Regions from separate parts of the Homo sapiens genome. Here region 2 is linked to region 1. Evidence: chromatin loops called from intact Hi-C (ENCODE). Cell type or tissue: HepG2. All regions are shown on one strand. Each heading gives the region's core, and the rest is flanking DNA. Links, peaks and the distances in the headings are about the cores only. Region 1 has its middle 210 kb from the start of FIGN. Region 2 overlaps GRB14 (growth factor receptor bound protein 14).

Region 1 (4,407 bases), core at 136-4,135:
GTGCATTACTGTGATAGTTAATTTTGGATCAACTTGAATGGGCCATGGGGTACCCAGATGTTTGGTTAAACATTATTCTGAGTGTAACTGTGAGAGTGTTTCTGGGTGAAAGTAACATTTGAACCAGTAGACTGAGTAAAGCGCATTGCCCTCCCCAATGTGAGTGGGCTTCATCCAATCCACTGAAGCCCTGAATAGAAAAAAAGGACAGATTAAGGAGACTGTGCTTCTTCTCTGCCTGTCTTTGGGCTGAGACATTGGTCTTCTCTTGTTTTCAGATTTGGACTCGGATAAAAGTTTTACCATCAGCTCTCCTGCTTCTCAGGCCTTTAGACTTCATTTGGAACTACACAATCAGCACTCCTGTGTCTCAGACTTTCACGCTCAGACTGGAACTACATCATTTGATTGGCTGAGTCTCTTTCTTTCCAACCATAGATCTTGGGACTCCACAGCCTCCACAGCCACACAAGCTAATTCATTACAACAAATCTCTCCCTCTCTCTGTCTCTTTCTCTCTATGTAGATAGATCTCCTATTGGATCTATTTCTCTGGAGAACTCTGACTGGGTAATACATTACCTTTTATATCACATCTTCACAGACCTACAGAGAAATTCTGTGCAATGTGTGATGAATAATAATAATAAACTATTATTTCACTTGTCAGAGGAAACAATTCAGGATACGTCTGCTATTTTAATACATTTAGCTGATCCTTTTTTTTATTAACATGAGTGACTGGTACAGAGCTGGTAAATGAAATCTACAGATTGTATAACTTTGTAGTTCCAGATTAGAACAGATAACGTTGATGAACACTTCAAAGAATTTTGCTTTTTGTCCCACTTCTCTCAAAGGGATTCTGGCAAAAGTTCATATTTTCATCTAGAGAAGCATACCATTTTAAAAACATATTTATCTTTAAACCCATTCCATTACCTGCCTACATTTGTATTAAGTACAAATTTTCATGCAGTTCTTGCTGTGTCCTGTGATATATCTCCCCATAACAGATTCATTGAAAACTGTGACTTTAAATTCAAAATCAAATAATGGTACATTTTTAGCCATTTCTACTGTCTTTGATACAGGTATATTTTTATGAATAGGACTTATACTTATTTCTTCACAACTAAGAATAGTATTTGTTAGTGTCAATTTAAAGAAGTATTCCATCAAATAAAATAGTGTGGTTGCTGCTGTTTTTTCATTTTACAGTAGTGCAAATTGGAACATATGATCATGAGAGGAGACAGGACTATACTTCAGTTAATTGTCCCAAGTGCATACTATTTATTATATATTTGAAGGCTAATGAACTCTGAGCTGTAAAAATTCACCTCATTGAATTTCAAGAATATTACAAATAGGTAAGGAAACTAAATAAATCAACAGATTTACTCAATCTAAATATTTATTTTTATCCATTTCTAGAGTGAGATGAAAGCATTCCCCATCATCAGAGTGTAGGCTTAATGTATGAGAAGACCATTAAACTCCCATCACTTAAACATAATAACTGCCTCATGTGTCTATATGATGTTTCCAAGCTATTTTTAAGCCATTTAAGCTTTTCAGTTTATACTAAACATCCACCCAGAGATTTCCTGTGAAATTTGGTGCAATATTTTAAGTGATTGGCGCAACTTGATTTTAAATAAATTTTAGAGTAAAAGTAATTTCTAAAATACAACTTACATAATTTTCCTCAATGCATCACTGGCTCTGAATAGTGGCTTTCAAGTTTAAATCATTAAAAATCTTTTAGAATCCCCATGCAGCTATACTTTGTATAGATCTACTGTAAATTTTAAGGAGTTACTGGTACAAAAATGACAAAATAACATGTAGTATACTTTCATATTTCTGGTTACCCAAAAAAATTTAGAAGAGCCAATATTTCACAAAATGTGTGGAAACAATAGTAAAGAAACAGAAAAATTTCAAATAAGAACTAAAATGATTTTTGTTTCCTGATAAAATGTTTGATCTGTGAAGAGTGCTATTGGCTAGAATAGTATTTTGTGAATTAGTGTGTCCTGGGACCTGGAGGACTGTTACAGGGAACTTTGGAATTTCACCTGGAAGGAGCGGATGACAATTGGGAATGATTGGCTGACTCATCAATGAAGACAGACAGCTGAGGTAGGATACAAAAGAGCTATTGATGGCTTTTGTCTATGTCAGACAGAAGCCTAAGGGAAGGGTGACTGCTCTCGCCTGGTGTCATGGATGTCACATGATAGAAAGTTTTATGTTTGTTTCTGACATTAGGCAAACAAAAACCTTTTGAGGGCTGAATTAGGCTTTTGTTTTGAGCCTGCAAGCTGCTACTCATTCCTATTGATGAGTACTGATCTGATTTCAGCCTTTTCATTTTTATGGTGTTAACTGTGTGGGGAATGTGTGTAGAAGGCCGGACACAGGACCACCGACCCCATCTCCCTTGAGTTCACATATCTTTTGGAATTTCCTTTTTTTTTCTTTTCTTTTTTTGTTTCGTTTCAGGAGGGGGGCTGTCTCAGGAGCTTCGCAATCTCTTTGCTTAAATGAACAATATGAGTTAGGCCTTCTGAAATCAGTTTAGCAAAAGACTCTTTTTTCTTTTCCCTCTGGAAAAGGATACAACACTATCACCACAATTCAGCTTTGCTTGTCGGGGTCTGTGCAAATTGTGAGGAAAAGAGTGCTTTGAGGGAGACTTTCTATTCCCTTTGGTCCCTATGATCTGTATACTCACTTAAGGTTCTGAGGTTCAATATATGATGACTTGGCAGGAAAAGATAAATCCATTTTTTAAACGCATGGTAAGGATTGCATTCTTGTTGAGGGAGTCATATATTGGAAAAACCGAAGTCATTTTTAAAGCCCTTGATTATGGCAGACTTTTAAATATATACATTCACTTTGAATTAAAAGAACCCAGAGAAATGAGAATAATTTCTGCTTTCTGTGGCCAGACTTTGAAGTGGAGAAATGTGGAAGTAAAAGCAAATAGCATAACCTGTTTTAATCAAAAGGAGTCTAGCAAGAAACAATCAATTAAAGAACAGTCTGATTCTCTGCGACATCAATGTATGAAAATCTGTTAGACGCCAGATTGTGTCTCAAGACACATATGATGAACTGAACAAAATGACCTGCTAATAGCTTTTACGGGTAATAAATGCATCATGTTATTGGTAATTCTGCAGATGGTAAATCAAGCTAATATCGAAGCTGAAACAAGCTACTTGTTAAATGTAGTTCAAAATGATTTTCTCTGTTATTCAAAAACTGTATTATGCTTAAAAGAAAGATGATTATGCCTTATATTTCTAAGCATCTTAAATGGATAAACATTCCCATTCTGCTATGGAGTCATTTTAATTTTTAAATCCTTTGGAGAGAGCATGCCTGAAATAAATCTAAGCTGAGAAACGCTATGTTTATTTAGATTATGAGCAGGAACTAAAATGTAAAACCTGTGCTGAAATTGAAGTGTGACTCTACTGCATACAATGCACATTAGATAATATTTCCAATCAGCATTTGGAACACTGACCTGATGAATTTGAACATTTGAGCACAATGCACATTAACAAATGGTGAAGGGATGGATATGCCAATCATATTATTGACTCTCTTGGACAGTCTGATGTACCCAAGGAACATTTTAGCTTCAATTTTATTGTTATATATTCAAAAGTAGATAGCAACACAATTCTAGGAAGGAAAGGGAAGTTGAAAAAGAGGAGTCAGGACAACAGCCCAAGAGAAAACTCCAATAGGAAATGAAAGGCTGTGACTACCCATGATATACAAGGGGAAACTCAAGAATGAAAGGAAAAATTAACTCTGCCGATGGATAGATCAGACCACTGCATCCCAAAATAAGCCCCTCCCATCTTCGAGGTGGCTATTGTTAACCTGACATTGTACATGTCATATAAGGAAGCCCATTAATTTGTATTAACTGAGAATAAGATCAGTTATAAATGCATATTTATTTTTTTTGAAGTGCAATTTCAGGTATATGAAAAGGAAATCTTCAATGATGGGTTTATTTTCAAATAAATGTAATTTAAGATGTATGCATGTTTTCAGACTTATGTGTTTTCATATATATTTACACAAATGCATTCATGTATATAAATAGGCGGACATATATATACATATTATAATTTTATGAACTGCTAATACTATTGCAATTCTAGGAAGCTGCAATAGCTTGTTTGGAGTAAAAGAAATATTTTTTCTTTCCTTTAAAAAAGATTATATATGTCCAGTGGACTCATATTTCTAGCTTAGAAAGTGTTCAGGATCTAGAGTCTTTAAAAATTGAATGTATTTTAATTCCAAATTTACCTATTACCTGAGACATCTTGAAGAAAATCAGTTTAAGGTCTTAAATTTCCAGTATTT
Region 2 (4,407 bases), core at 314-4,313, 550 kb after region 1:
AGTTTATAAAACTAAAAGACAGTGAAAAGAATGTTACGGCATATCTACTTGTTTTTTTTAACATCACTTGCATTTAAAAGAAATATCAGCTGATCCCTGAGAAGCACTGCTACTCTACTTCATCTAGTTCTAATTCTCCCAGCATTCTGTTAGTAAAGACAGTATGAATATTTTGAATCAATGAAAGAAATCTACAATATTCAGAGTAAAAGTAAATGAAGATTTTAATGCTCCCACTTGAGAAATTAATTTCCTTTTCTAAATGTTGTCTACTTAGCCACAAAAATGAATATTTACATAATTTTATGAGATTTATTCTGAAGTAATCACATATTATGCTAATGGAATGTCATTCTGTCAGTTTTCTTTTTTTTAAATCAGTGAAGTCTTCTGGTACTAAACAATTCGTATTTGCTGGGGACATTGATCACAAAATAAAAGAAGTAGGGAGGATATTTTATATAGCCTTTGGATAACTCCAAAAAGAGGCAATTCAAAAGGACGCACTAGTAATTTAGCAATACTATGGAATACCTTTCCAAAAAGACTGAATCTTCACTCCCCACCATTCAGTTCCAATATACTATACACATCACATACATACATGCACACCCACACAGACACACAGCAGAAGAGGCAACAGAAATCCCAAAGCAAGTTGTGTGTCACAGAGAAGCCGAATCACAGAACTTTTAAAAATGTGTTCAGAAGTCTTCACCAGTTCCATAGAATCTCTGTTTCTAGCCATAGCCATTAAAAACAAAACAAAACAAAAAAAACATTTTTGAGAGAAGAGAGGAGAAAAGGCTTTAAAGTAATGTTTTCTAAAGAGCCGTTAGTGGAATTCAGGAGAAAGAAGCTTTAGTGCCCTTTTAACAATAGGTGGCATGGGGTCTATACAATATTGCTAAATCATATTTCATAGAAAAAGGAAAATTTAATTTTTACAATTCCTGTATTTCTTATATTAATTCAGGCTCATAAAATCATTTCTGCCAAAGTTAACTCTAGTCAAAGCACAAGCTGCCAAATTATATTTAATAAAAAGACCAAAAGAAAACCAAAGTTTCCAAAAGCTTATGCATTAAGATCAAAAGCTTATGCATTAAGGTCATTTCTAATACACAAATGTGAAATCACGAATTACTTACTGGTATAATTTGAAAGTGCTTTATTTTTTGTCCATGACTCATTGACAGTACGAAAGTTTTGGGGTTACTCTGACTATCCCGTACCAAGAAAACTCTAAAGAGAGAGAAGGAATTTCAATGTTTCTATATTTACTCATGGATTTCATAGAACTATAGCATTAATAAATCCAAGAAGTGTATGCATAAATGTAGCTGGGGACTCCTTTACTATGTATTCAATGGGTGGGATTATCCAACTTGGCAATCAATATGGTATAATATAATCTGCACTATAAAGCTGTCATCACTGCTACTGTAATTTTAATAGGCTAAATACACAACCCATTAGTCAGATTGTTTGTTTGATCACAATAAACAATACACTGTTATGTCTGCATCAACAATTGGTGCTACGTTCTCTTTGCACTGGGAAACTGGGTATTCACATGTAACTGTTTTGCCTAAAGATTAAGGCATTTTCATACTGTTATTTTACCTTCTGGGTCATGTTAAGTTTTGAAAGAAGGTAAGAATTTAGAATGAATTTTTTTTTTTCTTTTGAAACAGGGTCTCGCTCTGTCACCCAGGCTGGAGTGCTCTCGGCTCACTGCAATCTCCGCCTCCAGGGTTCAAGCAATTCTCCCACCTCAGCCTCCCAGGTAATTGGGACTACAGGCACATGCCACCAAGCCCAGCTAATTTTTGCATTTTTAGCAGAGACAGGGTTTCACCATATTGGCTGGGCTGGTTTCGAACTCCAGACCTCAAGTGATCCGCCTGCCTCGGCCTCCCATAGTGCTGAGATTACAGGCATGAGCCACCACGCCTGGCCTGAAATTTTATTTTATTATAACCCCCTCTTCTATACTGGATACCCTTTCTTTTGATTCTGGTTTCAACTGTTCATACACAATAGCAAGAAAGAAATCAATATATTGTTTTAAAAAAATCTTGAAATTATTTATTAAATATTTAAGCAAAATGCTTTAAGTAAAAAAAATCATCCAAAAAACACATACTTTAACCTTGAAGAATGCAGCAGAAAAGCCTCTATAATGTCAGGCTAGAAAAACAAGACATGGCCTCTAACAGCCTAAGAGAAAAATGCTGCCAGAAGTGGATTCTTATTCACTGGCAGTGCAATGCAAAACCAGTTTTGTATTAACTGCTGGTAAATACACCGTGTAAATGATCCCCACTGGTGAATCCAATATGAATCTCACTGTGCCTGGGCAAAGAGGCAGCCAAATTTAAAGCATCACAGATGTCTGACGAGTTTATCCATTTCATTTGTGCTGTGTGAGATTCCGACATTACATCACTGGGAAATGGGACAAAAGGGCGTTTCACTGGTAAATCAAGCTGTAATTCTTTTCCCATTCCCAAGTAGATCACCACTACCACCTAGTGGATCACTTGGCACCATCACATCTCTCCAAAAGAATACCAAAAATACTAAAAATAAGATAGTATCTTTTTTTATACGATCATTTCATTCACTTTATAAATACTGGGCTCAGAAATAAAGAAAATTACAATCTTTCAAAACATTTTAATAATTCTTTGTGACTCATTTATTTTCTTGGTTTCATCAGATTGTAATTCTACTGATTGTTCAAATTTATTTCCAAAAAGACTGCATTCCATGCAAAGAAACGTATTAAAATATCTTATTTACAGTCTGGGGAAATGCTGACTTCCTATTAATAATCTTCCATGTGAAGAAGCATTGTTATCCAAATTTCAGTATTAAATCACCTTGAAATCTTGTCATGATAATGACATGATTAGCCAACTTTTGAAGATAAAAGATCCCATCACCACTTGTTTAAATTGATAATGATTTCATTACTCATCTAAACCACAATACAACCTCCCTCATTTGTACTGCATTTGGAAAGGGAATTCAGCCAGTATTATAGAAAGTATCTGAAACACTGAGTAATTTGAGAAAAATAAAATTCTTCACATTATAAATCTTTCATAATACATTTTATATTTCTCTTTTGTATTCCATGGTACCCCACTAAAAGACAACATGAGAAACAGTTGAAAGGTACTCTTTTCACGGATCTATATTACTTTAAGATGTTAAAATTTAGAGAAAGGACAATAGGGATGTAAACACACAAAAAAATAAGTGTTCAAAACACTTAAGAAACAGCTTTTTACTTAATACATGTTGCATCATACCTAAAAAAATACATTTGACATAATGTCATAATATAAACCATACTTCGAAATCATATGTTCAAATCAAAATATTGACACTTAAAAAGAAGTTCATTTTCCCCCATCAATTGATATCTGAGATGCTAGAATCAGGACATAATGGGTAATATTAGTGATCACTGGTTAAGAACAAGATACTCTATTCCGTTATTTGTCCATTTATATACAAATACCAGACACACACTATGTACCAGGTATAATATAGATACTGTTAGAATACAGTGATGACCTCATTTATAGAACAATGTCACTTCTGTTTTATGATAAGCCCAAATCAAGAACTCTTTGTGGCTATGGAATAAATAATTTCTGCTTATAGGAGAAATCCAATTCACAAGTACTCAAAATTAAAAATACCAAACTTACCCATCCACAAGTCCTTGCTGAATAATCAATCGCTGAGCCTCATCTCTAGAAATTTTGTGGTGAAACCATGGCTGGGACCGGTGGATAGCTAAAGAAATAGGATGGATGAATGCAAAGCTTTGTTTGAGATGACTGCAATTTCATTACATGTCCTTTCCATGTCTATCCGTCTACTCAGTGGCAATGACTATGAACAGACATACCCATGTTTGTGGCAGAGCTCTGTGAAGAGGCAGTGGGGCTACCGTGAGTGCCCAGGCGTAAACATCCTTTTTTCTGAGCAAGGAAGGAGAAAACAAATCTCAAGTTTTTAGGTGAAACAAACTGAAATCATAAATATTTTGAAGCATGTGAAGCTACTTGTACCCTCCAAGCGAGTCCTTCTTCAACCGCAACTGAAAGGGCTTCAGTGGGATTTTCTATAACTCTGCTTTTCTGGCCTGAGAAGTCCATTGCTACCAGGGAATTCTCTGATATACTTCTCTGGAAAAAAGAAACACATTTGAGTTATGAAAATTTCTTTGAAAGTTATCTTTCAAATAAATTGAAAGTGTTTTTCAATTTCAGTGTTTTTCTCTCAGTGTTTTTCTGGCAGTACATTTCCATTCTAGAAGGTGGTGCCTGAAGGGGCTAGCAGAATATTTAAAGTGAAAATACATATTCAAGATATAAAGGTGCT

What was found. Peaks named below come from ENCODE experiments on the same cell type or tissue, not always from the same donor. Only the 100,000 strongest peaks of a DNase experiment are listed, where the experiment ranks them.
Region 2: it touches region 1 in a loop (2.6-fold over the local background); 1 of 110 quality-filtered maps calls a loop at or near these places.

Annotation. Positions count from the first base shown.
Region 1 is chr2:163,941,411-163,945,817 of GRCh38, forward strand. No RefSeq gene overlaps it. Among named protein-coding and RNA genes, the nearest start is that of FIGN, 210 kb to the left of the region's middle. In HepG2, for the core only: no CTCF peak of the experiment used is centred there; a DNase peak (open chromatin) is centred at 2,211.
Region 2 is chr2:164,493,280-164,497,686 of GRCh38, forward strand. It overlaps GRB14 (growth factor receptor bound protein 14), which reads right to left. Exons shown (of 14, transcript NM_004490.3): 10 at 4,095-4,211; 11 at 3,932-4,004; 12 at 3,729-3,816; 13 at 1,152-1,245. Among named protein-coding and RNA genes, the nearest start is that of GRB14, 130 kb to the right of the region's middle. In HepG2, for the core only: a CTCF peak has its summit at 2,524 (motif pointing left); a DNase peak (open chromatin) is centred at 2,502.